3 separate regions of the Homo sapiens genome follow, and all the other regions are linked to region 3. Evidence: chromatin loops called from intact Hi-C (ENCODE). Cell type or tissue: gastrocnemius medialis. All regions are shown on one strand. Each heading gives the region's core, and the rest is flanking DNA. Links, peaks and the distances in the headings are about the cores only.

What was found. Hi-C counts contacts between places; a loop is a spot of excess contacts. Peaks named below come from ENCODE experiments on the same cell type or tissue, not always from the same donor. Only the 100,000 strongest peaks of a DNase experiment are listed, where the experiment ranks them.
Region 1: it touches region 3 in a loop (4-fold over the local background); 10 of 110 quality-filtered maps call a loop at or near these places.
Region 2: a loop joins it to region 3, with 6 times the contacts of the local background. A loop is called at or near these places in 24 of 110 quality-filtered maps.

Annotation. Positions count from the first base shown.
Region 1 is chr6:149,746,775-149,753,478 of GRCh38, reverse strand. It overlaps PCMT1 (protein-L-isoaspartate (D-aspartate) O-methyltransferase), which reads right to left and starts at 3,738. Exons shown (of 8, transcript NM_001360452.2): 1 at 3,523-3,738. The coding sequence starts at 3,577. It also overlaps a transcript of NUP43 not described here. RefSeq lists enhancers at 1,802-2,304, 2,305-2,807, 3,773-4,738, 6,581-6,640 and silencers at 2,912-3,206, 3,132-3,368, 3,599-3,988. In gastrocnemius medialis, for the core only: no CTCF peak of the experiment used is centred there; DNase peaks (open chromatin) are centred at 2,286, 2,948, 3,228 and 3,858; H3K4me3 peaks cover 2,416 bases; H3K27ac peaks cover 3,871 bases.
Region 2 is chr6:149,715,040-149,721,743 of GRCh38, reverse strand. It overlaps LATS1 (large tumor suppressor kinase 1), which reads left to right and starts at 3,643. Exons shown (of 8, transcript NM_004690.4): 1 at 3,643-3,895. It overlaps LOC645967 (a long non-coding RNA gene), which reads right to left and starts at 4,123. Exons shown (of 1, transcript NR_134652.1): 1 at 2,848-4,123. RefSeq lists a silencer at 3,764-4,153. In gastrocnemius medialis, for the core only: no CTCF peak of the experiment used is centred there; DNase peaks (open chromatin) are centred at 3,643 and 3,943; H3K4me3 peaks cover 3,207 bases; H3K27ac peaks cover 3,121 bases.
Region 3 is chr6:149,644,909-149,651,612 of GRCh38, reverse strand. KATNA1 (katanin catalytic subunit A1) reads left to right here and starts at 2,899. Exons shown (of 11, transcript NM_007044.4): 1 at 2,899-3,144. RefSeq lists a silencer at 2,680-2,949 and an enhancer at 3,020-3,099. In gastrocnemius medialis, for the core only: no CTCF peak of the experiment used is centred there; a DNase peak (open chromatin) is centred at 2,882; H3K4me3 peaks cover 2,894 bases; H3K27ac peaks cover 2,305 bases.

The DNA of each region.
Region 1 (6,704 bases), core at 781-5,780, 100 kb before region 3:
TGCCTGTAATCCCAGCTACTCGGGAGGCTGAGGCCAGAGAATTGCTTGAACCTGGGAAGCAGAGGTTGTGGTGAGCTGAGATCGTGCCATTGCACTCCAGCCTGGGCAATAAGAGCGAAACTCTGTCTCAAAAAAAAAAAACCATTAAAAATGTAATTTCCTTCCCCTTCTAGTAAGCAGGCCCCTTTTCATTTCAACATCAACACAATCACATTTTTATATTTTTCTAAGATTTCAATTAAAAGCCTTTAATTTAGGAAGAATATACACAGTAGAATAATGAGGAAGGAAGGCAATATTTTCAAATTTTATGTCAATTACAATTTTCACATGAGCAAGTATTACTTTTATAATAAGCTAATAAAAAGAAATCTATTAGCTAGAATTACCTCAGCAAGAAGTTGAAACTAAAGTTGCACAAGTGTTACAAAAGAGGCTAAACAACTATTCTACTCTAATTTCCTCTTACCAATCATAAATCTAGTATAAAACTATTTGCAAAATCAACATCTATGTATATTAAATATTCCTTATTAAATTTCCTGACAGAAAAACATCCTTAGAAATTTCAGCTAAGAACAGTAATGCAATACATTAAAGTGATTATGAAACCACCGGGAAAAGATCTATCTAGTCTTGGCTTACCACAAATTTGGCCCAAAAAAGGAGAGACTTTAAGAGCCTGATTGATTACAAATTTCTGCCACAGCCAAGTGCCTACTATGATAACCTACCGGTGGAAAATTACTTAATCACAATTTGTGTACAAAATGTTTCAGGTACATATACTGCAATAGAAGGCACTGAGATCATGTTAAGGGATTTCGTAAAAAATATTTACAACATATTGAGCTTATGTGCCATCCATGAGAACCCAAATCATACTTCATACTACTGTTGTAGCACATAAATGTCCATTTCCAATCAAGCATCATTCCATAAAATGAACCTGACAATGCTTGACAAAATATTGACATCTAGGCTGGGCGTGGTGGCTCACACCTGTAATTCAAGCACTTTGGGAGGCCGAGGCAGGCAGATCACCTTAGGTCAAGAGTTTGAGACCAGCCTGGCCAACATAGTGAAACCCCGTTTCTACTAAAAATACTAAAAATTAGCCAGGCGTGGTAGTGGGTGCCTGTAATCCCAGCTACTCGGGAGGCTGAGGCAGAAGAATCGCTTGAACCCAGGAGGCAGAGGTTGCAGTGAGCCAAGATCACGCCATTGCACTCCAGCTTGGGAAACAAGAGCAAAACTCTGTCTCAAAAAAAAAAAATGTTGACATCTAAACATTCACCATGGCCAGGTGCGGTGGCTCACTCTTGTAATCCCAAAATTTTGGGAGCCTGAGTCCAACAAATTGCTTGAGTCCAGGAGTTCAAGACCAGCCTGGGCAACATAGCAAGACCCCATCTCATAAACTACCAAAAAAAAAAAAAAAACCCTAAAAATTAGCCTGGTATGGTGGCACCACTGTACTCAGGAGGCTGAAGTGGGAAAATCGCTTGAGCACAGAAAGCAGGGGTTGCAGTGAGCCGAGCTCACACCACTGCACTCCAACCTGGGTGACAGTGAAACCCTGTCTAAAAAAAAAAAATAATCAACATTCTCTCTTACCAAACACTAAAGACTCAGTTTCCACATTAAGTATTGTCCCCCCACCAAAAAAAAATCCAAAATGACTAATATATCAAGTACCGGCCTGGCGCGGTGGCTCACGCCTATAATCCCAGCACTTTGGGAGGCCGAGGTGGGCAGATCATGAAGTCAGGAGTTCGACATCAGCCTGGCCAACATAGTGAAACCCCTTCTCTACTAAAAATACAAAAATTAGCCAGGCGTGCTGGCAGGCGCCTGTAGTCCCAGCCACTCAGGAGGCTGAGACAGGACAATTGTTTGAACCTGGGAGGCGGAGGTTGCAGTGAGCTAAGACCGCGCCATTGCACTCCAGTCTGGGCTACAGAGGGAGTCTCTGTCTCAAAAAAAAAAAAAAAAAAAAAAAGTACCAACCATGTGCCAAACAGTACTCCTAATTTCTCTCAATTACCTTTGTCTGTCTAGCACAGATTTAGGCATATAACGGACATTTAATGGGCATTTATGAAAAAAAGGGATGACTGTTAAATTCTTAGAGAAAATTCAAAAAAAAATTTTTTTTTTGAGGCGGAGTTTCCTCCCTTGTTGCCCAGGCTGGAGTGCAGTGGCAAGATCTTGGCTCACTGCAACCTCCCCGTCCCGGGTTCACGCGATTCTCCTGCCTCAGCCTCACAAGTAGCTGGGATTACAGGCAGGCACCACCACGCCCGGCTAATTTTTGTATTTTTAGTAGAGATGGGGTTTCACCATGTCGGCCTGGCTGGTCTCGAACTCCTGAACTCAGGTAATCCACCCGCCTCGGCCTCCCAAAGTGCTGGCATTACAGGCGTGAGCCAATGAGCCCGGCCAAAAAAAATTTTTTTTAATGGTGCCAGCCGTTAAGGAAATTACAAATCGAGTTGAGAAATAAGACAAACACATGAAAAGCTAAGTAACACAGGACAATTAAAAATACCATGTGACAAGATATGATTACTGCATAGTAGCGAATAATGCTATAAATTCTGACCAGTGAGTTTATTATAGACTGCGGCCCTTGTAGTCTCCCAACAAAACGGGGACGCTATATTTCGATTTAAAAAAAGAAAGTGACACAGCACTCATCCTATCCTAAAATTATCATCAGAAGAAGGAATACAGTAACTAAGGAGAGTGATATAAAGAAACTCCACATAAGGTTTTTAAAGCCTATGGTAGCCCTGAAAAAAGTTAGAACATCAGACACACAACCCTCTGCTGATCCAGGACCTGCAAAGGCTCCTGAAATACAAGTCTCTCAGGAACAGCATCCCCTGTTCTTTCTCCGCCCCGCACGGAGCTTTCCACTGGACAGCCGCCCGAGAAATTTCTCCCAGCATCTGCAATGGCAATACTCTCATCTTCCTCCCCTCGCCTGTATCAGACGGTGGCATCTCCCTCCAGGGGAAAAAACGGAGGGCGGGGGAGGCTGCATAAGAGGGAAAGCTTGCAGCGAGGTTGATTATGGAGGAGGAAGGTGAGAAAAATGCAGGGGACGAGGGTGGGGTCTCCTGAGCGCCAGCCCACTCTCCATAAGGCCTAGCCCACACGCTCCCACCCCGAAGGCACGCCCCTCACAAGCCGGACCCGGACGCGGACCTGAGTGACAGCAGCATCACCTGTACTGCACTCCCTCCCCCAGGGCCTGCAGGGAGACGACTGCCCCTGCCCCCACCAGCAGCGGCCCCTGGCTCTTTCTCTCCCCTTCCAGTCCACGTCGTCGACGAGTGACAGGTCCCGAGGGAGGCGACTGCAAGCGCACGCCGTTCGGGACTACCGGGGCAACTCTGCGCCGAAGCCCTCCAACAGGCGCGCGGGGACAGACAGAACGTTCCGGACGGCCCAGGGGGACCCGGTCCAGGCCCAGCCTGCCCCAGCTGCCCTACAACGGGCGGAGGTGGCACTTACTGCGGAGATTGTGGATTAGCTCCGAGTGGCTGGCGCCGCCGGATTTCCAGGCCATCGCTAAGCACACTCGGAGCAGGTACAGAACCACCTTCAGCGCGACGACGGTGCCCAGCAGTTTTCCCAAGAGTGAGACCACCTCCCACACCGTCACCGCCCCGCTCGCGTCCCCGCTGTAGCTGCCGCTGTTACTGCCGTCGCCGCCGCTGCCGCCACTGCGCGCTCCCGGCATCCCCCGCGGCACGCATGCGCTCTGTGACGCCGCGCGGCTTAGGGTGCGGCCGGGTGGGGCCGAGGGCGGGGGAGGCGTGTGGCCCAGCCGCCCGCCCCTGTGGCTGCTACCGCTGCCAGGGGACTGCAGGGAGGCCGGGCTGAGTCAGCGCCACTTCCGCTGCTGCGTGTCCCTTTCTGAGGCCTCGGACCGCACCGCTTTCGCCCTGCGGCCCGGCTCGGTAGCCTGATCAGTCGCGTTCCCGGCTGTGTCTCCGGTCACCGAGCGGGACGGCGGGATGGCGGGGTCGATCTGTGCAGACGCTGCTAGTGGTTCCGCAGTCGTCGCTGGGTCAGCTGTTTCGAGCGGCGGATCTGCTCCTATAGATGTCCAGATTGTTAGACGGTGGGCTTCATCCGTCCTACCTCGCCCAACCCAGTTGACTAATATTTGGGTCGGTGGAGCCCGAATAATACAATAAGAATAAAACCCAACGACAAAGGCCCTCTCTAACCCGAGTACACCGGCCTCTGGCTTTGTGACAAGCACGTCACTGTTAGGCTAAGCAGAGACTTTGGAACCCCGGTTCTAAAGCTCTCAGAGTGGAAGAGTACCAGGACATGGGGGTGGGGGTTGGGGCAAAGCTTTGCTCCCTTAGAATAATACCAACGTACAGAGTTGCGATTGGTTAAAAAATACCACTGTGTCCTTTGGTGAACGTGTTATTCTCCCGACGTAAGTGTGCATTTCCACCTAATTAAGCCTCACAAATTCCACCGTGGCTTTATTGCTCTCAGCTCTGCAAGACCATGAGTGAGAAGCTCACTGAGAACATTGCTTGTCGCGTCCAAATCGCTGACTCCTAATTAGACCTGAGACTGACAGAATCCAGCCATCATCTAGTCCAGTAACTTTTTTTTTTTTTTTTTTTTTTTTTTTTGAGACGGAGTCTCGCTCTGTCGCCCAGACTGGAGTGCAGTGGCGCGATCTCGGCTCACTGCAAGCTCCGCCTCCCAGGTTCAGGCCATTCTCCTGCCTCAGCCTCCCGAGTAGCTGGGACTACAGGCACCCGCCACCACGCCCGGCTAATTTTTTGTATTTTTAGTAGAGACAGGGTTTCACCGTGTTAGCCAGGATGGTCTCGATCTCCTGACCTTATGATCCGCCCGCCTCGGCCTCCCAAAGTGCTGGGATTACAGGCATGAGCCACAGCGCCCGGCCTCCAGTAATCTTTTAGAAGGAAACAAAGCTAAGACATCTGTGCCACTATATCAGCACAATTTTCAAATTCTAGTTCTTATCCGATTTTGTAAAATGTGACACTGGCCTGCTTCCAATCCAAAATCAACATTACCTATTTTCTGGGATTATGTGACCATAAATGAAACTACAGGCAAAACTGGTTTCTTTTTGTTTTTTTGCTTTTGATTGAGACGGAGTCTCACTCTGTAGCCCAGGCTGGAATGCAGTGGCATGATCTTGGCTCATTGCAACCTCCACCTCCCAGGTCCCGGTTCAAGCAATTCTGCCGCAGCCTCCCGAGTAGCTGGAATTACAGGCACGCACCACCATGCCCAGCTAATATTTTTGTATTTTTAGTAGAGACAGGGTTTCACCATGTTGACCAGGCTGGTCTTGAACTCCTGACCTCGTGATCTGCCTGCCTTGGCCTCCCAAAGTGCTGGGATTACAGGCGTGAGCCACCGTGCCTGGCCAAAACAGTGTTCTTTACTTCAATATTAAACATGAATAAAATTGTTGATTTGGGACTGTAACCCACTTAATATTTTCCATTTCATCTTTCTACAGTTTCTTGATGATCTTCCATTTGGAGAAAAGAAAAAAGTCAAATCCTTGATAGGAAACTGGTAACTCTAAAGCTGACCCAGATGGATTGCATTTACATGCAGTGCTTCCGTAAACTGTCCCTGTGAAGTAGGACTACCAATATCACATAAAAACAACAGTAGCATAATGGCCCTTTTTAAAGAAATAACCAACATACAGTTATGAATACCTATAGTGTAAAAGAGCTTCATTTTTTAGTTGAATAAGTCATATCTCTTGTATTCAGTAGGATTTACATTCTAATGGGGGAGGAATATGCATCTAAAGAAAACTAACATAAGATATATCCAAAATATATGTCATTAGTGGTCTAGATATCAAATGCTAGCTCACGCCTGTAATCCCAGCACTTTGGGAGGACAAGGCAGTTGGATCACCTGAGGTCAAGAGTTCGAGACCAGCCTGGCCAATATGGTGAAATCCCGTCTCTCCAAAAAAAAAAAAAAAAAATTAGCCAGGCATGGTGGCGCACACCTGTAGTCCCAGCTACCCTGGAAGCTGAGGTGGGAGAATCACTTGAACCTGGGAGGCGGAGGCAGAGGTTGCAGTGAGCTGAGATTGTACCACTGCACTCCAGCTTGGGCCACAGAGACCCTGTCTTAAAAAAGAAAAAAAATGGTGTTGATTTAGATCAACATTGGCTGGGGTCGTCAGGAAATGGTAAAGGAAAGAACAGATCCTTGAAGGATAGGCAGGATTCTGAGGAGTAAAGAGGAAGGGAAGAATATTATAGGTGTAACCAAAAGCACAGAAGGAACCTAGAAAACTGATTCCTGGGCCGTTGACAATAGGTATCACAAACTTCATTCTTAATCATGCACGTAATTGAATTGATCAAAGCTAGGCAATTGGCATCAAAACTAAAACTGGAGTCTTTCAGAATTCCAACTCCAGGCTCTGACAGTGTGTATTAACTTTGAAGCAAAGTATTTGTTTGGGAGACAAGAGGGAGAGGTTTGGGATAGTAGGTTGGCACTTTATTCGAGGTACTTCCACGAGTATTTAAGGATTTTTGAATCGTTTTCTATGCGCAGTGACCTGCAACTGCTTAGGTGTGGTTTCAAGGTGGTTTCTACTGCATTGTTTTTGTTCTGTTTTTGCACTTAAATTTTACACTGCACAATTA
Region 2 (6,704 bases), core at 884-5,883, 70 kb before region 3:
AGGAATGGTGATCCCTGAACCGGGGCAAGAAATATACAAGATATCTTGGAGAACTGGGCGCGGCAGCTCAAGCTTGTAATCCCGCACTTTGGGAGGCCAAGGCGGGCGGATCGCTTGAGCTCAGGAGTTCAAGGCCAGCCTGGGTGACATAGGGAGACCTGGTCTCGACAAAAAATACAAAAATTAGGCGTGCCAGGCGCGGTGGCTCACGCCTGTAATGCCAGCACTTTGGGAGGCCGAGATGGGCAGATCATCTGAGGTCGGGAGTTCAAGACCAGCTTGACCAACATGGAGAAACCCCTTCTCTACTAAAAATACAAAATTAGCCAGGCATGGTGGCGCATGCCTGTAATCCCAGCTTCTCAGGGAGGCTGAGGCAGAAGAATTGCTTGAACCCAGCAGGCGGAGGTTGCGGTGAGCAGAGATGGCGCCACTGTACTCCAGCCTGGGCAACAAGAGAAACTTGGTCTCAAAAAAAAAAAAAGTTGGACATGGTGGCCTGCGCCTGTAATCCCAAGTTACTTGGATGCTGAGGCATCACCTGAGTCCCGGGGGTTGAGGCTGCAGTGAGCCATAATCATGTCACTGCACTTCAACCAGGGTGACACAGTGAGACCCCATCTAAAAAAAAAAAAAAAAAAAAAAAAAAAGATTTTGGAACATAATGTACTGCCAGAAAAGAAGAAAGTTCTTTTTTTTTTTTTTTTTTTTTTTTTTAGGTGAGGTCTTGCTTTGTCACCCAGGCTGGAGTGCAGTGGCTAGATCTCGGCTCACTGCAGCCTCAGCCTCCTGAGCTCAGGCGATCCTTCTGCCTCAGCCTCCTGAGTAGCTGGGACTACAGTTGTGTACCACCACACCTGGCTGATTTATAGAGATGAGGTCTTGCTATGTTACCCAGGCTGGTCTTGAACTCTTGGGCCCAAGTGATCCTCCTGCCTCAGCCTCCAGAAGTACTGGGATTAAAAAGTGCTGGGATTAAAGGGGTGAGCCACCAAACTGGGCAGAAAGTTCTTTAAAACACACACACACACACACACACACACACACACACACGCCAACTGAAAGAGCTCCAGTGGCCAAAACTGAAACAACTTGAGCAACAAAATAAATACCCAAAGCATAAAATAAATATCCATGAGGCCATACTGACATAACGAGTTTTTGTTTTGTTTATGTTTTTGCTTTTTGTTTTTTTTGTAAGACAGTCTTGCTCTGTCACCCAGACTAGAGTGCAGTAGCACAGTCTCGGCTCACTGCAACCTCCACCTCCTGAGTTCAAGCGATTCTCCTGCCTCAGCCTCCCAAGTAGCTGGGACTATAGGCATGCGCCCACCACGCCCAGCCAATTTTTTTTATTTTTAGTAGAGACGAGGTTTCACCATGTTGGCCAGACTGGTCTGGAACTCCTGACCTCAAGTGATCCGCCTGCCTCGGCCTCCCAAAGTGCTAGGATTATAGGTGTGAGCCACCACACCCGGCCAATAAATGTTTGAATAAATAAAGGAGAAGGGATAAATCTGCAGAATGTCAAATAATTTATTTGAATTCTCCACTTTATTTATTTTATTTATTTATTTTTTGGGGACAGAGTCTGGCTGGATTCTCCACTTTCAAGAAGATGGAGCACAACTCCCCATTCCTTAAGAGTGGGTGGCACATAGTCTGGTGTCTTCCCCTAAGATCGTATGAATTTCTGGAAGGGTTTATGTTCTCAGGGCCACACTGGTCTCCAGACTTCTTCCATGTACACTGCCCCCTAATTCCTTTCTAAGGTCACACAAGCATGAAATCGGATTCTACATCTATTGCTAAAAACAAGCCCCATTTCCATGAAGCACTGAAGAATTGAGTAGGCTGAAACTGGACCAAGATCTTCCATCACAATAATATAAAAACCTGCAAATGTGATGGCAGGTATCACCATTCCCACACATCCAGCACCCACAGTAAGTATTTCCCCAACCATCATCACTCTCCGCACCTACAGTCCCCAATGCTTTGCATCTCGTCAGTTCTCTTCCTGATCATTCCACCTCTGCTTTCCCTGCTCTTTTATCTCTCGCCCTACTTCACAGGAGTAAGCCTCCTAGTCCTACACAGAGCAATTTACTCAGCTCCCTGAATTATCTAGGAATTTCCCCAAAGACTAGAGTTTGTGGAGATACTTTCCTTTAGGTTTAGAGAGCATTGAGGAGCTTAAGTACCATGGGTTGATGACAGACGTGACAGGATTCTGGGGGCAGTCTGCCCTTCCAGATGCATAATCCTTTTGGATAGGGCAAGCAGACCTGTGGACATATTAGATTCCTATAATTCATATAATTTTAGGGCTGAAAAGGTCTTTATGGGGCACCCTTACGTTGAAGAAAGTAAGCCCTGGGGCTCTTTAGTGACCCACCTTGGGTCACATTGCCTTCTACAAACTCTGTGCTTGTAGAAAATAGACTTTCAACCAAATGTTCTTGGAACATAATCTTTTTTTTTTTTTTTTTTTTTTTGAGACGGAGTCTCGCTCTGTCGTCCAGGCTGGAGTGCGGTGGCGCGATCTCGGCTCAATGCAAGCTCCGCCTCCCGGGTTCCTGCCATTCTCCTGCCTCAGCCTCCCGAGTAGCTAGGACTACAGGCGCCCGCCACCACGCCGGGCAAATTTTTCTGGATTTTTTAGCAGAGACGGGGTTTCACCGTGTTAGGCAGGATGTTCTCGATCTCCTGACCTCGTGATCCGCCCGCCTCGGCCTCCCAAAGTGCTGGGATTACAGGCGTGAGACACCGCGCCCGTCCGGAACATAATCTTTTAACGGGTTTTCACATTTGGATTTCTAGATACAGTAAGTAGCCAGTTATTACTTTAACGTCAGAAAAAGATGTCTTTAATTTTTTTGTACTCTGTAGTAGAAAAATTACGAAAGAAGGTACTTGAAAACACTAACTGTATATTTCCTAGAGGAAAAACTGGCAAAGGCGATCTTCACAAAGGGTGGACCGTACCTTATACATCAAACCCAACGATCCCATCCCACACTTTACATTCAGCTTAACCAGAAGTAAAACCTCTTGTCACACCGTCACCGGTATTCCAATTATGGCAATAACGATCTCCTTCTACGGATGCGGTTGACAGATAAGATCTCTAAACCGCTGCTAATCAATCGGTCCTGGCTCAAGCATTTCTTATCTGCCGGATTCAGAAAATACAGATGCTGGAAGCTCACCGGCTTGTTCGGGGAAAGAACGCTAAGCAAGAATAAAATTTTATTTCAAAGCGCCAAAAATCTGGAATTCTGAGGTCCACAGGGAGGTTTCCCAGAGCAACTCAGTTGTTCCCTTCTGAGAACGTAGCTCCGTGAAATGCACATCCCTACTCGGTCCAGAGAAATAGATCAATGGGGAAAAGGATTGAATCAACCAAGTAGGCTGGGCGGGAGACAGCCTTAACCCACGGGCGCGGGCGAGTCGTATGGGCAGGGGCAGGCGGGAGCGACGTGGGGCGACGCTCACGAACGATCAGAGCTGCGGGCGACGCAACGAAGCCCGGAGGCCGCAGGCTGCGCGCTCCCTCGCAGCAGCCGGGCGGGCAAAAGCCCCCAGTCCTCGGCCCCCGCGCAAGCGACGCCGGGAAATGCCCACATCCGGGAAACCTGCAGCGGAGTGCGGCGGCGGCGACACTGAGTGGAAGGCAAAATGGCGGCGGCGGCGGCGGTGGCCTGGTGTTAAGGGGAGAGCCAGGTCCTCACGACCCCTGGGACGGGCCGCGCTGGCCCGCGGCAGCCCCCCCGTTCGTCTCCCCGCTCTGCCCCACCAGGGATACTTGGGGTTGCTGGGACGGACTCTGGCCGCCTCAGCGTCCGCCCTCAGGCCCGTGGCCGCTGTCCAGGAGCTCTGCTCTCCCCTCCAGGTAGGTCCGGGGCTGGCGTAGCGGGTGCGCTCCTCCAGTGCTCGAGTTGGCGGGGCGGTGGCCGCCGGGGCCCACGCCCATCCCCGCTGGCGAGGGTCCAGAGGTTTGGACTGGCGGGCAGAGCCGGCCCGCTCCGGGCCTGACTTGGCTGGTTGCATTGACCCGAGCTGAGCCCTGCCCTGGGGAAGCGAGGGTTGGCCGCGCCCGGTGCTGCAGGAAGAGCCCCAGGCTTTTCGGCCTCGGAGGTGCAGGTTTGGCTGGGTAGAGCCTGTCTTTCTGGCGGCGTGTCTCCCACCCCACCCCCAACACGCGAGTCGGCGGTGTCCAGGAGGGAAGGAACGGGAAAGGTGGTTCTGAAGGAAAATTGCAGTAAAAGAGCTACAGTTCTTTGGATCCCAGAGGGCCTTGATCCTGGGTATACCTTAGAGAAATCCTGGGAGTCTCTTACGTCTAGTTCAGTGTGATTTTAGGTTACTGTTCATAGTTGGAAGAGGTGGGAGAGATGGAGAGGTCTTTATGGAGTAGGAGTGTGTATATAAATACAGCAAATGAAGGAACGACAATTAAGGGAACAGTGTTTTTTATAACCTGAAATAGCTTGTAGCTCAATGAATGCCTCAGATGACTTGATTTATCCCCATTCTGACTTCTCTGTCAATTTCTAAGGGAACAAAATTTAATGTTTGTCAACTCATATGTTAATACGGCTTTTAAAACATGTATCATCCTCCAGAAGTTATTCATAAATCTAGTGAACAATAAGTATAATCTCATGCACAGAAGTAATATTGTATAACTCCAGTTTTGGAAATGGATTTGAATGTTAGCGATCATGAAACTTGTTTGAACTTTATGAATTATTTATTGAAGGTTAATAAATTTATCAGTTTATCAGTTTATCAGAAGTTTCTGATAAACTTAATTTTTTATCAAATTTCCTCCATGAGGAAGAAAAGGTAGGACATTATAATTGGAGTGAATGTTCTGTGCTACGAAAACAAAGCTTATTATCTCTGACGGTAAAATGGGGTAGTTGATTCCTTAAGGCAGTGGAGGAATTTGATTGAACAGTAAAAGAAGTAGCATTGTGTTAGTCCAATTGGCTGCTACTGCAAGAAACTAGATCATGGTCCATGCTTGGAATGGCACATTCTATGCCTAAATATTGATGGAATATGCCTTGCTGCTCACCAAAAAATACTTCTACTACATTTTTAATGTATAATATCTGGCTTTCATTGTGTAGGTCGTTTTTATTTTTGTTTTGTTTTTATTGCAAGTCCTTGTTCTATATAAATAGTGTTGGAACTGTTCTAACCCTGGTTATTTGGTTATTTTAGATGTTTTATTTACATCAATGGGAGATTGTTATACATCACAAAAGTTATTTAGTCATTGAATAACATTTTCGCTAAGTAGGAACAGCAATCATTTTTCAGCATGAAGATACAGCGTTGCTTTCACTTTTGATCTGACAATTATTAGAAAGTGAACTGAAGAAAATGTCAGTATGCAGTTTCCTTTAAAGATGGGAACTCGCTATGTTGCCTGCGCTGGATTCCAACTCCTGGACTCGAGCAATCCTCCCACCACAGCCTCTCAAGTAGCTGGGACTACAGGTGCACTACTGCACCCAGCCAGGGTACCTTTCTGATAAACTTAATTCAACCCAAATTAACACTTTGAAATCTTATGTAATGGTATCATTTTTTTTTTCCTAAGTTGGACAAACTAATCAATGATACTTGTTTGTTGATGTTTGTATTTTTGATGAGGGTCTGAACTTTAAAAAAAAAAAAATGGCGATCTGTCATACCCAGGCAGTTTGATTCCAGAGCTCTTACTTTAACCATGAGATTAAAGTCATTGAAAGTTATGGGGTAGGTAGGTGACATGATCAGAATTGTTTATTAAGACGAATCTGGCCCCATCGTAGTGTGGGTTAAAAAGGTAAGCAGTTTTGCTTTGAAGAATTATTTTAAAAATTCTTTTTGCCTAGTAATAATTTGAATTTTCACATGTCATAGCAGCAAAGATTGTTGAGATTTAGTAATGCCAGTATTAACCATACCTTGTTGTGGGGATTATAAAATTAGTATAACTTTCTAGAAGGCATTCTGACAATAAGTATCAGAATTTTAAATATGTATTCTCTTTGATCCAGCAATTCCACTTCTGGGAATTTATTTTAAGAAAAATGCTCAGCAATGTGTGCACAAGAATTTTTATTGCAGCAATTTTTTTATTAACTAATTTCGTTATGTGCAAGGAATATGCTATATGTATATTATACATATGTTCATTTTATTAAACTATGAGGCATAATAAAATGAACATCCATGAACTTACCACCTGAACTCAGAACAAGAATATTACCAGTATAATTGAAGTTACCAGTTTGCAGTATTATTTTACATTAGCAAAAAAATGAGGAACAACCTAAATGTCCATCAGTCAGGGATTTATAAGTAATAGTACATCTAGCCGGGCGCAGTGGCTCACGCCTGTAACCAGCACTTTGGGAGGCCAAGGAGGGCGGATTACCTGAGGTCTGGAGTTCGAGACCAGCCTGGCCAACATGGTGAAACCCCATCTCTACTAAAAATACAAAAATTAGCTCGGTGTGGTAGCGCGGGTCTGTAGTCCCAGCTACTTGTAAGGCTGAGGCAGGAGAATCACTTGAACCCGAGAGACGGAGGTTGCAGTGAGCTGAGATGGCACCACGGCACTCCAGCCTGCGACAGTGAGACTCTGTCTCAAAAATAAATAAAGAAATAAAGAAATAATAAATAAATAAATAAAAAATAGT
Region 3 (6,704 bases), core at 762-5,761:
TCTCTCCCCTCCAAAACTTCCTACGTTTAGCTGTCAAATTAATCCTCCTATTTGCTATATAACTTATGTCTTCATTTGACACCTTTCAATGGGTCCCCTTTTGTCTACTGAATAAAGTTTAACTCTTTAGCTGGCACCTATCTTTCTACCTCTTTTCCCCTAACTTGTTTTTGTGTGTCCTGTGATTCTGCCAAATTAACCTGACCATTCACCAGGAAAATATAATCTCAGATTTTCTGAGTCACAGTTTGGATACAATCATTTTAGAAGGGTGGTGGTTGTAGAAGCCACACTGTAAAAGAAGAAATGACTCCTAGTCATGAGAGTGGTACACAAATATTCTGCTTCTTCAAGGCACAATGCAGAGATGAACACCTGCATTTCTTTGAAGTCAGGCTTGACCAGTGACTTGCTCTGGCCAAAAATATGTAGGCAGAGCAGCAAGTTTCACATCCAGGCAGAGGCTGTGCAATTTATTTCCCTTTCTTTTTTTCACTGCCAAGGGTCCCACTGCCTGCATCCACTCAAGCTATGAACATAAAAAGTAGATAAGAAAAAAATGCTATTGTTGAAGCCTCTGTGACTTAGAGGTTGCTACAGCATAACCCACTCCTGCCTGACTAGTACAGCTAGTAAAGAAATGGAAGTAGTGAATGTAAGCCACTCTCTGGAGGTTTGTCTTTCCACCTAAAAAAAGTCTTCAGCCAGGAGCGGTGGCTCACACTTGTAATCCCAGCACTTTGGGAGGCTGAGGCGGGCAGATCATGAGGTCAGGAGTTCGTGACCAGACTGGCCAACACAGTGAAACCCCGTCTCTACTAAAAATACAAAAATTAGCTGGGCATGGTGGCGGGCACCTGTAATCCCAGCTACTCGGGGAGGGTGAGGCTTCAACCTGGGAGGTGGAGGTTGCAGTGAGCCGAGATCGCACCACTACACTCCAGCTTGGGCGACAGAGCTACACTCTGTCTCAAAACAACAACAAAAACCCAAAAAATCTTCATATATAATACGCGTACGTACACGTAATAAAATGTGCCCAGTTTGTGTACTGTTGATGAATTTTAATAAATGTTTACACCTGTGTAAGCACTACCCTAACAGAACATTTCCTTTCCATCACCTTAAATATTTCCTGGGGACTTTCAGCAATCTATTTCTTCTCCCCCTCCTCCTGAATACAGCCTCAGGCAGCCAACCACTGATCAGCTATTATTATAGATTAGTTTTGCCTGTTCTAAAATTTCTTTTCTTTTTCTTTTTTTTTTTTTTGAGACAGAGTCTTGCTCTGTCACCCAGGCTGGAGTGCAATGGCGCGATCTTGGCTCACTGCAGCCTCTGCCTCCTGGGTTCAAGCGATTCTCGTGCCTCAGCCACCCAAGTAGCTGAGATTACAGGTGTGCGCCACCAGACCCAGCTAATATTTGTATTTTTAGTAGAGACGGGGTTTCACCATGTTGGCCAGGCTGGTCTCAAACGCCTTGACCTCAAGTGACCCACCCGTCTCGGCCTCCCAAAGTGCTGGGATTACAGGTATGAGCCACCGTGCCTGGCCTAGAATTTCTTATCAATGGAATCATACAATATGTATTAATTTTGTGGCCTTTGAGAAGTTTTTTAACTGTAAATTGGCTTTATAAATTAGCATACCTTTGAACTCACATAAAGGATGAAGGTTGAATTAGGGTAATTAATCTGTACCTCCCTGAATTGGTTTTGATTCCAAAAATATATACTAAATATAGTTTCCTGTTCCCTATTACAATAGAGTTCATATTTACTACAGTGAAACTATCATTTTCCACTCAGTTGAGACGTTACAAGACTTTAAGCCCCATGAAACATTCTATTTCGTGACCACTGTATACCCAGTGCCAACACTGTCTCACACATAGTAGTTGCTGAGTAAACATTTGTTGACTGAATGGATGTATTTCCCCTGAATTGCTTCTACATGTCTATGTTAGATGACTGGGGTGCTTTTATTTTTTTAGAGATAGGGCCTCACTTTGTCTCCCAGACTGGAGTGCAATGGCGCCATCATGGCCCACTGCAGCCTCCAACTCCTGGGCTCAAGTGATCCTCTTGTGTCAGCCTCCTGAGTAGTTGTGACTACAGGCGTGCGCCACCATGTCCAGCCAATTTTTGTACTTTTTGTAGAGACGGGGGGTCTCACTATATTGCCCAGGCTGGTCTTGAACTCCCGGCTCAAGCTATTCTCCCGCCTCAGCCTCCCAAAGTGCTGGGATTACAGGGATGAGCCACTGTGCCCAGTCGGGATGCTTTAATGTTAGAAACTTAATTACCTTGCGTTTTTAAAGGAATGTGTGAGAAGTGCCCTATTCTGCCTCAAGTGATGGCAGAGGGTGGAGATTGAGACTGGAGGAAGCCCTGTGCAGTACATATCTGTAAGTCATGAAATAGCATCATTTTCCTTGTCTGGTCATATTAAAACGGTGATTAAAAAATCAAGAAAATAAAATCCCACTAGCAGTGTGTCCGAGAATCTTTGTTTACCTCCTCCCTATTGTTATGTCATGACATGGAGCCCAGCTGGGGAATTCTGAATACTAGGTTCTAAAACAGGATTTGTCATAAACGAATTGCTTGATCCTGGACATTCACCTCTAAAATAGACACCTGACCTCGGTGTGTGTGTGAGTGTGGTGAAAATCAAGTGGGAGGGAAAGTGAGCAAGCACCTGAACAAGGTACAGAGGCGCGCGAGGTAGTACCATAATACCATCTACACCAAGGTCTATACTATCCCTGGTCTCCGCTGCGTCCGCCGGGAGGAGGCGGTGCAAGAATGCGCACGCGCGGCCCCGGGCCCGGCCACACCCTCTTCCGCCGCTCCCGCCCAGCGACCTCGCTCCCGGGGCGACGCCCCGCGTGCGCCAGAGTCGCCGAGGTCGTCCCCGGCACCGGAAGTGACCCTGGCGGGTTTGTCTTCAAATTCTCGGCGAGCAGGAGCCGCGCCGGCAGGTGGTGTTGACGATTGAACTGGGCAGTACTGGGGCCGTGAGCGGAGAGCAAAGTGGGCTGGACTGGGTCAGGCCCTCCTTCCTCGCTGCCGGGATCTCCACTCCGCCAATCCCCTGTGCCTGGCGTTGGGCGGTTTCCCGAGGAGCTTGGGCCGCCGCAGGTGAGTTTTCACTCTGGCGGTGCTCTGGGGACCCCCGATTTTCCAGGGCCGGGCTGGTGAGGGACTCGGGGGGCCCACAGCGAGAACCCGCCGCGCAACCCTCCGTGAGCCTGCCTGTGCCTGAGCTGAGGTCCTAGGTCCTTGCTGTTGTCCACGATAACTTGGCTTAGGTGACAGTCCCCCTACCTGAGGAATCCTGTCAGGCGGAGGACTTTTCGGGGGCTCCTGTCGATCCCATCTTTTGATCTGTGTCGTTAGCGAAGTCACCAGCCGAGTTTTTAGTTCTTCGATTTTTCGACTGGTTCTCTCCAGAACCCGCTCACGCCCCCCACCCCGAAACCCTCACAGGTAAAAATCCCGATGGCCATGACATTGGGAGGCAACTTCTTTTCTTAAAATTTGTTAGGTTCGAGTGATATTGTTGGGGATGTTATTTCTTATTTATTCTAGAGCCCGGCGTCCTCTGGAAGGCCTGTGGGCCTTTTGGTTTAGAGTTGGTACCTTTTAGAAAAGTTTTCCCTCGAAACAGTTGTTTCATACAAATGTGATGACAAAGTTAGAGATAAACGTAGATCCTGAAGTGCCTTACAGTGGATAATCTCAAGCTCTTATTTAATCAAAAATAGTTTCCTGTTAAAACCGCGAAGGGCCGCTTTTATATTAGTTACTAACTTCCAACAGCACAGTGATGCTCTTTTCTCTTGAAAGCACTAATTTACGTCTTCCTCTTTGAAATTAGACCTCTAGTTATTGCTGAAAACATTCCCGATGTTTTAGAATGGGTGCAGTAGATCTTTGTCACGTAATCACAATGATAATCACCTTAGTAGATGTTAAGACAGATTCTTGAAATGTTTTTACGGGCTTAAATGTCTCAGTATAAAGCCCTATTTTCTTTTCCAAAAGAGCTGGGTTTTGTTCTTTTTTTTTTTTTTTTTTTTTTTTTTGAGACGGAGTCTTGCTCTGTCGCCAGGCTGGAGTGCAGTGGCGCAATCTTGGCTCACTGCAACCTCCGCCTCCCGGGTTCAAGCGATTCCCCTGCCTCAGCCTCCTTGAGTAGCTGTGACTACAGGCGCGCTCCACTACGCGCGGCAAATTTTTTGTATTTTAGTAGAGATGGGGTTTCACCATGTTGGCCAGGCTGGTCTCGATTTCCAGACATTGTGATCCGCCCGCCTAGGCCTCCCAAAGTGTTGGGATTACAGACGTGAGCCACTGCGCCCGGCCGGTTTTTGTTCTTATACCAAGAAATAGGAGCAAAACTTTGTTTTGTATTAACATTAACAAGTTGTGGCCTGTAAATACCTTTAAAAAAAAAAACACGCAGTAGTGATCAACTTCCCAACATTCCTAGACTATGAAAAGCTATATAAAGCTTCTTTATAGCGTTGGTTATTCAAGAAGCGTTTACATTTTTATAGGTAATAGGCATGCTATGTAGTCCACAAGGGATTCTCCACCTCATTTTGAAACTGGTATCAAGATGCTGACAAATATTGAGGATTAGAGAATCTTGTTGAATTCACTCTATTAACAACATTGTTGAATTTCTATTAACAATAGTTTGGGTTTTTTTAGCCACTTGACTGTTTAAAAAAGATAGTATTATCACATAAATATGGTCAGTGTTGATAACATGCCAAATAGCTTTTGCTTGTGGCGTTTATCGATAGGGCTTGAATATGACTTTTAAATTACGTTTTAATAATTAAACTCACTGATTTGTTTGTTTAGGGTAAACTGAAAGTTTACTGTACAAATAGAGTGGACTTTATATGTACTTTTTTTCTGAACAGGTTGCTTTTTGGTGTTTTTAAAAAATAGTGGTAACTTTCTTGTGCTTAAGTATTTATCATATGATGGTTATAAAGGTAAGAAAAATGTATGCCATGCTGTAATTGGTCATGGGTCATTCATTTATTGTGCTTATTCGTAATCATCAGTGGCTGACTATAAATTAGCATGTGGTTTCTTTCATATCCCAGAGATGAACATTCTGAAAATTACTTACCAATGTATGGCCACTTTTGAAGTCATATACACTTGCTTTACTGAAATGCCTTCAGGAAGATGCATGATTGGGCTTCGTGATCTTTTTGTTTTAGGAGGTAAATTTTACAGAGAGGTATTTAAAAAACACTTTCAGCCTTCCAACATTGCTGCTGATTTTTTAGTCTGTGTTTAATAATATTCTATGTTTGTCTTCTCTTACTAAGCAAAGAAAACCCACCTAGAATAAATAAGGTGATATCCCTTCTATTAAACTTCAAGGATTTCAAGGTCTAATTCTGTCTTATTTTTGTCTTCAGTGCAATTCCTTGCAACTTAGTTGGTGTTCCTTTAATATTTCTTGAATGAATGACCCATGCACATTATGTTAAAAAAAACTGCAAATAAGTGGAGCCCAGCCTGAGTCCTTTAAAAATTAAATGGGTAAGGTATCCTCTTTAGGTGTGAAATAGGCAGGGCCCTGTATTTGTTGTTTAGAGAGAGAATAAGAATCTTAGAACTCAGATATTTCAATATTTTGCCTGTTCTTTTTCAGTCTCTGTGATCACTTCTTTTTCCTAATCCTAGAGGAGAAAAAAAAAAACTTTCTCTGTGGAGAGACAGCACTGCATCACATACTATATTGCTAGAAAATTTGCTGTAAAATTGCGATTTCAGTATTTTTAAAAATTTGATTCTGTCACTTGAGTTAAAATTTCACATTGCATCTTGCTTACTCTAAGTAAGTTAATTTAGTCATTAGCTAACTCATAAATACTCAAGGCATGTAAGCAAAAGGGTGGTTCTGTTAGAATAATGTAAAGGAAAAACTTGCTGTGAATAAAGCAGGCATAGTGTATGGTTATCCTTCTCTCTAATAATCTGTGTAACCAAGAGCCTGAATTTTGGGGCAATCTCATCTTTATAAGTGTTCTATTAATGTTGAACCAATAGATTGTGTTTATAGTTCATGGTGCTTACACTGAGTCAGTCAGCTTTTTTTTCTTTCTTTTTTTTTTTTTTGTTTTTTGTTTTTTGAGATGGAGTCTTGCTCTGTCGCCCAGGCTGGAGTGCAGTGGCGCGAGCTTGGCTCACTTGCACGCTCTGCCTCCCGGTTCATGCCATTCTCCTGCCTCAGCCTCCCAAGTAGCTGGGACTACAGGCGCTGGCCACCACGCCCGGCTAATTTTTTGTATTTTTAGTAGAGATGGGGTTTCACTGTGTTAGCCAGGATGGTCTTGATCTGACCTGGTGATCCACCTGCCTCGGCCTCCCAAAGTGCTGTGATTACAGGCGTGAGCCACTGCGCGCGGCCAGCTTTTTATTTCAAATGGATTCAATTCTTCAAATATTGCCAGATATTGTGCTTAATACAGCCAGTTTCTAGTCTTCCTGCAGTGGAATTTTAGCAATGATAAAGATATATTGTTGAAAATTGGGATAATTTCATAAATTTACAGTTGTGACATTCGAGAAGGATGTTTTGGGCTTAGAGAGTAATAAGGGAATGGGGAAAATTATTTTCGGCTAACAATTAGGGAACTAAGAGTGCTTTAATACTATTTTCTGCA